2 separate regions of the Homo sapiens genome follow, and region 2 is linked to region 1. Evidence: read pairs that join two places in POLR2A ChIA-PET (ENCODE). Cell type or tissue: PC-9. All regions are shown on one strand. Each heading gives the region's core, and the rest is flanking DNA. Links, peaks and the distances in the headings are about the cores only.

Evidence for each region. Peaks named below come from ENCODE experiments on the same cell type or tissue, not always from the same donor. Only the 100,000 strongest peaks of a DNase experiment are listed, where the experiment ranks them.
Region 2: POLR2A ChIA-PET joins it to region 1 with 20 read pairs; 1 of 35 experiments calls an interaction of 5 or more read pairs at or near these places.

The regions. Positions count from the first base shown.
Region 1 is chr9:109,450,629-109,456,115 of GRCh38, forward strand. PTPN3 (protein tyrosine phosphatase non-receptor type 3) reads right to left here. Exons shown (of 26, transcript NM_002829.4): 5 at 3,868-3,946. Among named protein-coding and RNA genes, the nearest start is that of PTPN3, 45 kb to the right of the region's middle. In PC-9, for the core only: no CTCF peak of the experiment used is centred there; DNase peaks (open chromatin) are centred at 2,333 and 3,013; H3K4me3 peaks cover 288 bases; H3K27ac peaks cover 4,175 bases.
Region 2 is chr9:110,275,980-110,281,466 of GRCh38, forward strand. It overlaps LOC107987114 (a long non-coding RNA gene), which reads right to left and starts at 1,397. Exons shown (of 3, transcript XR_001746890.1): 1 at 1,278-1,397. The region is part of intron 1 of LOC124902246 (a long non-coding RNA gene); the gene reads left to right. RefSeq lists an enhancer at 1,819-3,018. In PC-9, for the core only: no CTCF peak of the experiment used is centred there; DNase peaks (open chromatin) are centred at 2,302 and 4,022; H3K27ac peaks cover 1,916 bases.

The DNA.
Region 1 (5,487 bases), core at 272-5,271:
CTAGTTTTGAGATTGCCAGTATATAAAATTCTGCAAAGAATGATCTAAATTTATCAGAAACAGCAGTTGTGGAGGCTCACAATGAAGAAGATATTTATTTAACAATTAGAATACAGGATAGTTCTTTAGAAGAGATGCCTGGGATGCCTAACTTCAGAAATGTAATGACCTCTCTTGTGGGTACCCCACCTGTGACCTCAACTTCAGAAAAATGTAATGACCTCTCTGCCTAGATCCTTAACAAACAAACAAAAACTAACAGATACCACCTCTATACATCTTCTTTGACTCTTGAGAGCTAAAATTTCCTTCAGAGGGAATTTCCTTAAACAGGAACTACAAAGCTGGGGTAAGATAACTATGTTCCAGGAATATAGGTAAAATCTTTTAAGTTTTTTTATTTTTCATTTTTTTAATTTTTAATTTTTTTAAAGCATGTGAATTAATGGTAGAAGCCTGGTCCAAGATAAGATGATCTGGCAGCTAGTCGTGGTGGTATGTGCCTATAATCCCAGCTACTCAGGAGGCTGAGGGAGGATCCTTTGAGTCCAGGAGTTTGAGGCCAGTCTGGGCAACATAGCAAGACCCTGTTTCAAAAAATATATATATATATCTGGCAGTCCTGGTGGCCCACCAGCTCTATAAGAGTTATGGGGGTGGCTCCCACCATGGCTCCTGTTGCAGTAAGATAAATCTGGTGCCCAAATCCCAGAAGGTCATAGTTACATTCTACTCCACAACGGGATACCACCCTTCTTAAGATGGAAGGTGGGGGTGGGGTGTCAGTTGTCAACCAGTGAATTTTAGAAGAGACAGACACACACTGTTTATTACTCATTCTGTGCTAAAATCTGCCTCCCTGTAGCCTCCACCCACTGGCCACAATTCTACGACCCTGCACATCTAGTTCCCCTTTTCCCATGACTACTCTTCGGACACCTGAAGGCAGCCTTCATTTGTGCCCGAGGCTTCTCTCCATCATGAATGCCCTACATTTCCACAGATGTCCCTCAAATGACAGGAAGGCTCAGCAGGAAGATTTTGTCAGCTCCCAGAGAAGTGGGCTTCTCTTCCACAGCGTATGGAAGTGGATGGCCAATGGCCAGGATGGGCCCTGGAGACAAACTCCTAGGTTGCACTGGCCGTAGGAAACCTCTCCCTCAAGTTTGGCCACTGGAGGGCTCTAATGTGCCCAGTGGATGCCACAAACCTGGGGCTCTAGTGTTATGGGAAGGCAGGAGGCAGGTGACAATCACTAGTTTAGGCAGTGCCGTCCAGACTTGGGGTTGGAACCTCCCAGTTGGTTGTACAATCAATTTAATGCGTCACAGTTGGCAAGTTTTTAAAAAAAGGAAGTAAGGCCGGGCACAGAGGCTCATGCCTGTAATCCCAGCACTTTGGGAGGCCGAGGCGGGCAGATCACAAGGTCAAGAGATCGAGACCATCCTGGCCAACATGGTGAAACCCCACCTCTCCTAAAGATACAAAAATTAGCTGGGCTTGATGGCACACGCCTGTAGTCCTAGCTACTCAGGAGGCTGAGGCAGGAGAATCGCTTGAACCCGGGAGGCCGAGGTTACAGTGAGCTGAGAGCGCGCCACTGCACTCCAGCCTGGGTGACAGAGCGAGCTCCGTCTCAAAAAAAAAAAAAAAAAAAAAGGAAATAAAACAGAATAGAAAACTTCAGAGTACCTGGTACTTACTATAGTTTTATAAAACGTTTGCTTCAGTAATTTATATATGTGTACTGTATTCTGAAACAAAATATATTTTTACTTTGGAGTTGTGATTTTTAAAAAACCCACTGGTTAGAACCACACACACGTACACATGTACATACATACATAATCACACACATTATATATAATATATATAAAAGACACATATACATGTAAACACACACATATTATGTTGTTTTTAAGACATCCCTTCAACAGAGCCTTTTTTTTTTTTCTGCAACAGGGTCTCAGTCGATCACTTAGGCTGGAGTACATGGCTTGATCATGGCTCACTGCAGCCTTGAACTTCTGGGCTCAAGTGATCCTCCTAGTTAGCCTCCTGAGATGCTGACACATGCACCACCACACCTGACTACTTTTTTATTTTTATTTTTGTAGAGGCAGGGTCTTGCTATGTGGCCCAGGCTGGTTTCAAACTCCTGGCCTCAAGTGACCCTCCCGCCTTGGGTTCCTGAAGTGCTGGGAAGCTCACAAGTATGAGCCACCATGCCTGGCCCAGAGTGTGTTATTTAGTACTGGCCTGAGGAAACCTTGGTAGGGTCATTTCAAACACATTCTTATAGATTTCATCACCAGCTCTGTGTCCGTCAGCTTATGAAGTAACCTGCTGGGCTGAGTGTTTCTATCCTATCCCCAGTTTACCAGCATAAAGAGCTGGTATGGGGAAAACTCAGAGGACAGGGCATGCTTCTGTGTGGTCACCGGATGTGTCATACCAGACACCTTGGACATTGGCTTAAAAAGTAATAAAAAATACAGTCAAATTCCCAGTGTCTGCTATAGTAGAGGGAGGAGGTGCACAAAGAAGGCAAAATACAGTAACAGATTAATATTTGGCCTTTCAACATATTACAAGTTAAAATGTGATGTAATTACTGCTAAAAAAAATTAACAAGGCAACACTCTGTGTCTGAGTTAATGCTGCCTCCTTGATTATGTCTTTTGGCCACGATGAATGTAAAACAGGATTCAATACTAAGCATCTATTGCTTTTTTTCTATAGCTTCCCTCCCTAAGAAAAATAAATGGATCAATAATAAAAGGGCTTAACGTTGCCACAGGGGAGGGAAAGTTTGTTTGTGCAGTCTGTGTTAAAACAGCAACAACTTTCTTGTGCTACACTCTCCTACTCCATTCCAATTACTCTGTCCCTCACACCTAGAAAAACCCCAGTACCAGCCCAGGGTTGGGAGAGACTCCAAGCCCTGAGGGGTAAACAACTCCTATCACAGCCCTCTTTCCCTTATCTGGTTCACATATTTCCTGTACTTGCTGATTCACTGAGAAGACAAGCTGAATCCAGCCTGCTCTCCTTTCTAACTCTTGCAAACTGGGGATCTGATAGAAAATTCTTATAACAAAGCTGGCCTGGTGACTCATGCCTATAATCCCAGCACCTTGGGAGGCTGAGGCAGGCAGATCACTTGAGGTCAGGAGTTTGAGACCAGCCTGGACGACATGGAAACCCCATCTCCGTTAAAAAAAAAAAAAAAAAAAATTAGCCAGGCATGGTGGTACCTGCCTGTAATCCTAGCTACTCGGGAGGCTGAGGTGGGAGGATCGCTTGAACCTGGGAGGCGGAGGTTGCAGTGAGCCAAGCTCGCACCTCTGCGCTCCAGCCAGGGTGAAGAGAGAGACTCCGTCTCAAAACAAAAAAAAAGAAAGAAAATTCTTATAACAAGAGATGTCTTGTTATCTTCAAGAGCCTTGATTTTAGCTCTTCAGAGACATCATGCTATTTGACCTGTGGATGACTATTTTACAAATTTGTCTTCTACATCCTGCCTACATTGGTAGAAAATGACTTTTTGTCCTTTGAGCACAGTGTGTTCAGCAGGCAGGAGAGGCCAGGGAGGTGGAAGGAGGTGGGAGAGGTAGGAGGTGGCAGATGGGAGTATGCTGGGAATGGCAGCAAATCAGGAGATAAGAGAAGCAGGCCCAAGACTGAAAACTCATTAGGTGATTAAAATGTCAGTATGTGCACCCCAGATTTTTACTTGGATCATCATTGTTGGTGTAGTTACACCCAAATGAAGTTATTTGGCCATAGTAATAAAATGAAGAGTACATTTTTAGTGGTTACTCATTTTTATACACTAAACAGAAAACTTTAAAAAAATGTTGTTACCTGGTTTGTTCTTGCTGCAGTGTGTTGGGATCAGGTATAAAAAATCTTACTCGAAAATGCAGGGTACAGGGGAAACCTCCTACAACATTTTTCAAAAACAAATTAAATTTTCCCTTTGACAAAGTCAATGTATGTAAGTTGCTTCTCTTCCATAAGTGATGCATTTTTTCACTCAACCATAGCTTTTTCCATTATAAAAGGGCTAATTTCAAACATGGAGTACATAAGTTAGTTGTTTCAGAAATCTCCAAGTCTTCAAAAAGTAAAACATTTATGCAACATCAGCACAGACTGAGTTATCATCTACTTCCTAGCACACGTTTATCTTAGGGCTGTGTTTAAACATTGCACTCCGTCATCTGTATTAGGAATTTAAAAAATCCTTAAATCGGCATTATTATGCAAAATATACAAAGAAATAATAGCCTGCGTTTGTGTAGCCATTTATAAGTTTCAAGCATTTTCATGTACATTCCTGCATTTCAACACCACCATGACTATGAGTGGGCTACGCTGCTACTGGTAGCCCCATTTTACAGATAAGCCAATTAGAGGTGACTTGCCTTAGGTCACACAGCTGGTGACAAAACCAGAATTAGAGTAATGAGATCTTTGATTCTGCTATACCACATTTCAAAATCATTTTTAAACTAGAAAATATCTCATGCTTTTAATGTAAAGTATATTAAGTTAGTATACTAGTAAATCACACAATGAACATATTCAAATACGGCTTTATGCATCAACATCTAGAGTCAATTTGCTTGTGTGGATAAAATTAGTCCATTTCTTCTCACAGAGACGGCAACAGGAGAAGATCAGATTGTGCTGCTAAGATCCCAAGATCTTCATGTCAATTTCACCATCATCCCTCAGTAAATATTCGCCAGCCCTATCTAGGCACTGAGCACTTTCTTGCTCTCTGCAACTCAAGTCCTTCTCACTAGCCTGCTAGATCTCCTCCTCTACCTGAGATCATCCTGAGCTCTACCCTCCCTGCTCTTTAGTGCTTTCTTTCTTCATCTGCAGCGTGTGTTCAAAGAATCCCTAACGGGGGTGTGCCCCTGAGTACACCTGTCCACATGTCTAGGTACCAGCGGATGGCGCTATGACAATCTGCACATCAGGGGAGAACAATGTCCTCCTGCTGCCTTGGGATGCTTGTTCACCTCCCCTCCCCCTCTTCTAAAACTTTTCATCTCTGCGCTGCAGGCATAGCCTCTTTTTCTTTCTGGCTGTCCCCTATCGTGTGCTTACTATTATCATAGAATGTCGAACCCTCTGGGCTGTCTGCACACTTGGCTGTGGGCTCCTTGAGGGGAGAGTCCAAATTTGATCTGGACTGGATTCCCAGGGCTTAGCCCAGCACCTTGCCACAGTCTGAGCTCAGGATACGTTCACCGAAAGCAGGAGTTAATGAGAGAATGAATGACAACACCTATTCATGCCTTGTGTGGACTCATTCCTGGGGACTTGGATGAGGCAGGTATTTGTCTGCAAGTGGCCCTGAGGCTCCCACAGGTACTTCTGAACGCAGAGGATGCAGCTCATGGGAGGGAAGAACTTTGAGAATCGGGCTCCCTGTGGGGGCAGCAGTGAGACGGGAGCGAAGGCCACTGT
Region 2 (5,487 bases), core at 314-5,313, 830 kb after region 1:
GTAAAAGAAAAGGAAAAGAAAAAATAAAATAAAATTTCATCAAGCCAGTTAGCAGATGACACTGCCGTGGCCACTGGGTTATTTTAAGACTGAGCACATGACCCAATCTGGGCCAATGAGATGAGAGGAAGGTTTGCTGGAGGATTCCAGGGAAAGTTACCTTATTCCTGATACCCGAATAAAGAAACGATCTTGACCAGGTGTGGTGGCTCACGCCTGTAATTTCAAAACTTTGGGAAGCCGAGGCGGGCAGATGGCTTGAGCCCAGGACTTAAGAGACCAGCCTGGACAACAAGGTGAGACCCCCATCTCTATTTATAATAGTAATAAGAAAAGAAATGATCTTATCTTCATCCAGATATTTTTGTGTGTAGTGGCGAGGTCTAGAAATTTTGTAGCCATCCTGCTTCCAGCCAGAGATGAACACAGAGAGAAAACAAGGGCAGAAAGCATCCTGGTAGTTGCTCAGGTGTGGAGCTGGGACTACTGGATTAAGTTCCCTGAAGGCTGTTCTCCATCTGGATATCCAGTTATGTGCACAGGTTCATTTTTATTTGGCTTAAGCAACTTCAAGTTGTGTGTTCTGGTACTTACAGCCAAAACCAACCCAACTAAAAAGAAGATTCATGAATATGTGAAGTGCTTTTGTAACCTTATCATTTGCTGAAATCTGAAAGTATAGCATAATGTTGTTTTGGTTGAACTAGAAATTATTGATATTATGAAACTGTATTTCAAAGATTAGTATTTAAATTAATGCAACACAAACAACTGGAGATCTGCTTCATTAGGCCAGAGAAAGCAATTTATGATGATTGCCAGATTCTTGCTCTTTTTGCATGAAGGCTTGGAGGATGAAGAGCATGAGACAGCCTCTCAGGGAGTACCCTCTGAGGAGAGAAACATATTTAAATTTTTGGAAAGGCCTACAGTGCAAACATAAACAGGATTTTAGAGAACACTGCCCTCCCTCCGTTTTTCTTCATATGGTGGACAGCTGCTACTTTGGCCTGCCTAGCAACTTTCCCCACTTCTTTGAGAATAGCATTCTGCTTTTCCTTTGTATAACTCTCTCCTTCATGCCCTGCAATCCTGTTGGGACCAGCCACCCAGGTCACACATCTGCTCTCAACCATTAGCCCCGAAGGTGGGCGTGTGATTTCTCACAGATTTTAGATCTCCAAGGGAGTGATGCAAGAGGGAAAATCTTCTTGGGATTATTCCCAAACGAACTCGCCATGGATCCCTGTTCTTGAAATCCCCAGAAATGGAAATACCTGATTCCTGTTCTTTCTGTGTAGCTTGATTCTAGCCAGCCCCTCTAATGGCTTTGCTTAAGGTAGCCAGTGTGAGTTTCTGTCGTATGCCACCAAAGACCTTAGACCATACTCCACCAGAACAGTCTGTGAAAAAAAATCAAGCCTTCATGTAGGAGCTACATTTATGTTTTCACTAGACGTGCAAATACAAGTCTGATATAAACCTGTTTATAGTAACTTCTATCACATGCCTAAACTATCATATAATCAATTGTTAAGAAAAGCTTTTTGGGAACCGAAGTGTATTTTATTTATTTATTCATTTACCAGTTATGTGACACTTAGTGTGTTGAAGGCATTGCTTATTTGTTTAATCCTCATTACAATCTAGTAATGTAAGTACTATATTTATTCCTATTTTACAGATTCTGAAACTAAAGCACAGAAAGGTTAAGTAATGTGCTCAGTGTCACACAGCTAGTAAATTATGGAGCTGCGATCCAAGCTGTGAGAGGCTGACTTCAGTCTGTGTTTTTTATCCATTGTGTAAAACTGCATCATTAGAAGACTGAAACTTAAAATATAAAATCAACTTCTAATAAATAGGATTAGATATATGGAAAAGCAGCTTAACAATAAAATATCTTCCAGGCCAGAAGCCAGAAAGAGAAACAGAGGTGTCTGAAGCCCTTGGATTGCAGCTTTCAATTTCTGAGCCAAATAAAACTGCTTAGGATTTCCAGGTGGGCGGTGGGGGTGGGGGGTGGGAATCCTCATCTAATGAATGAGCAAGCACGAACTAAGTCCAAACACCTGCTACTTTTTTTTGTTGTTGTTGTTCACTGTTGCCAGGTGATCCATGATGAGCCTTGGATCAATAAGTAATTATAATTGACATAGTATATAATTAATTATGTAATTTCAACTTACTAAGTTTATTTCCACTAAGATTGTCCCATAAAACTGGGATATTTTAAAGGCTTCCATGGAAAAGGAGAGACTAAAGATCAAAGACTTTTTTACATTTGACTCAGCTATGAATCATATCCTCTACAGTGTGAATTATCTCAGCCCACCATTATTAACTCTAGCAAATATAATGAAATTATTCTATCATTCATTCAACTTTATGCAGTTGGTGCCAAGTGCCAGCCACACTTCTGGGCACTGAGGATATGACAGTGAATAAGCAGGTGAAAATTCCTTCCTTGATGGCACCGATATTCTAGTGGGCAGTTGTAATCCCACCACTGCACAACTGAACAAGCCTGAATGTCTCCAGTCTCCAAATTGTTTCCATTACTACACAGAATGAAAGAATAGATTCATCTAGCCAGGCGTGGTGGCTCATGCTTGTAATCTCAGCACTTTGGGAGGCCGAGGTGGGTGGATCACCTAAGGTCAGGAGTTTGAGACCAGCTTGGCCAACATGGTGAAACCTCTTCTCCACTAAAAACACAAGAATTAGCTGGTTGCGGTGGCACATACCTGTAGTCCCAGCTACTCGGGAGGCTGAGGCAGGAGAATTGCTTGAACCCCGGAGGCAGAGGTTGCAGTGAGTTGAGATGGCACCACTGCACTCCAGCCTGGGTGACAGAGAGAGACTTTGTCTGAAAAAAGAAACTAAAAAAAAAAAGAGAATAGATTTCTCCGATAGCTGTGCTGAGTGTTTAGGGGAGACATCAGTTGGCTTGATCCTTCTAGAGGTGCCAAGAGAGAGGACACTTGGTGGAAGACTGCCTGGCAGAGGCAGTAATATCTGCTTGGAGATAATGATGATTTGTTATTGTATGTTTAAGGTTTCACAGGAACAGATTGTGCCCAAAGGAACTCTCCATGGATCCCAAATTTTGAATATATAAAATTTATATACTTTAATGTACTTAATTCTCACAACAACCTAAGATCTACCGTAGTTCATAAATTTACTATTTTCATATCTTAACTTTTCTGAAATTGAGATGCATCTTACAAGCCATGGTCTCTTATTATTACTGTCAGTAGAGTGGAAGTGCCGATGGAGATACTGGGGGTGTTGCACTTGGCCAGAGCTGTTCATATTTTCAGCAGTTCAGGTGAATTATGAACATTGCTGATACGGCATGTGTTGGGTTACTTGTTGTTTATATGTTCCTGGTTCTTGTCTGAAACCTTCTGTTGACACCTGCTGTTCAGATCATCTTGCAGAATGGGTGCCAACAGCATGGAAGAAAGTCTCCAAGATGGAGCTGGGAGTTAGATGAGGCATGCACAGTGGAGCATTTCTCTAGGAAATGCGGCTTCACCAGTCCTATTGCTGGAACAGATGGTAGTTTTGTATGGAAAAAGTCTGAGTAAGCATTGGATTCTAATGTAACAGGATTGTTTTTCATTGTAGTACATGGTGTGTATTGTAATCAAAGGCATCCTAGATTCAATGAAATACAGAACTATTACCTCATTTTACAGAGGAGGAAGCTGAGCCACAATAATGTGAATTAACTTGCCCCAAACTTCACAGTTTGAGATGGCAGATCCAGGACCTAATCCTGAACTGCATGGTTTCAGAGTTCACGTACTCAGTTAACTATTGTACTATGCTGCCTGTCAGTATAAATGCAGCTGGCTGAGGGAGGTTACCACAGCCTGATTTACTTACTTAGTGAATCAGTATTCATTGCGTGCCCACCATGTGCCCGATATTGGCATATATTTGGGGACAGGCACAGTGGCGTGAAAGAAATTAAAGCCTTGTGGAGTACATAGCTTAATAAAAAGGAATAGGTCTTAATCAAATAACAACAGGAGAGCCAGGCACGGTGACTCACACCTGTAATCCTAGCACTTTGGAATGCTGAGGTGGGCAGATTGCCTGAGCTCAGGCGTTCTAGACCACCATGGGCAACATGGTGAAACCCCATCTGTACTAAAATACAAAAAAATTAGCTGGGCGTGGTGGTGCGCACCTGTAATCCCAGCTACTCGGGAGGCTGAGGCACAAGAATAGCTTGAACCCGGGAGGTGGAGGTTGCAGTGAGCCAAGATCACAGCACTGCACTCAAGCCTGGGTGACAGAATGAGACTCTGTCTCAGAAAAAAAACAAAACAAACAAACAAAAAACCCAGGAGTAAATGTCAAGTTGCAAATGTGCAGTAAGTGGCAGGAGAGCTACATCATGCTGTTAAAATGTAAAAGCGAGGGGCCCTTTTATAACCTGAGGAATCATGGAAGGCTTCCTGGAGGGAGAGTCCTTTGGGCTAAAGGTAAATAGGCAAATAGGGTACAGGGAGAAGCATAGCAGAAGGAGGAAACAGCATGTAAAAAAGACCCTGTGGTAGGAAAGAACTTATTGCCTTTCTTTTATTTATTCAATTTAAAAAAATAGAGACAGGGTCTCACTATGTTGGCCAGGTTGGTCTTGAATTCCTGGCCTCAAGCAATCCTCCCACCTCTGCCTCCCAAAGTGCTAGGATTACAGGCATGAGCCACCATGCCCAACCAAACTTATCAACTTTCCATATTGGAAGGAAGCCAGCGTGGCATGTCTCTGTGTGTGCATGTGCATGCGGGTGTGTGTGTGTGTGTGTGTGTGTGTGTGTGTGTGTGTGTGTGTGTAGGTGGGGGTCAGAGGGTTATGAGATGAAGGTAGAGAAGTAGATGGAGATGAGATCACATATGGCCCTGTAGCCATGTTAAAGATTGTAGTCTCCATCCTGAAAGGAATGGGGGCCTTTTGTACCCCAAAATGAGTCATTGACTATGGATGCCTTTGGAAGCGTCATAACCTTTTAGACAAAGCACTCCCATCAGACAAGGGTCATTCTTGGGAGAAGTGGGGCAGCTAAGAGCCATTAGCAGCCAATAGCCACAGTAAGCAGTGGTTGAGACTTTCTACTTGGTACTGGGGATTTAGGGAACATTTCAGCATCCACTATGAGAATTGTGCTCAGCTTCATGGTTCATAGTGTCCACGAAGTAAAAACCAGCTACTCTGAAGAAGAAGAATTCCTCTTGCTGAAACCAGGATAAATTTGTTCTGATGTGGTGTGATTTGCAATGTTCTCAGTAATATCCCTAGAGTAGACTCAGGGCTGTTTCTTCCAGTTCTCCTGAGAACAGGGCAATCAGATGCTGTGAGAAGCCAGAGTTGCCACAGGTACAGAGCTTTTTTGATCTGTATGTGGCAGATTTGGCTCCCAATGGAATCCACTGACTTCTCACTTCCAGGGGGTAGCTCAGAGGTGAAAC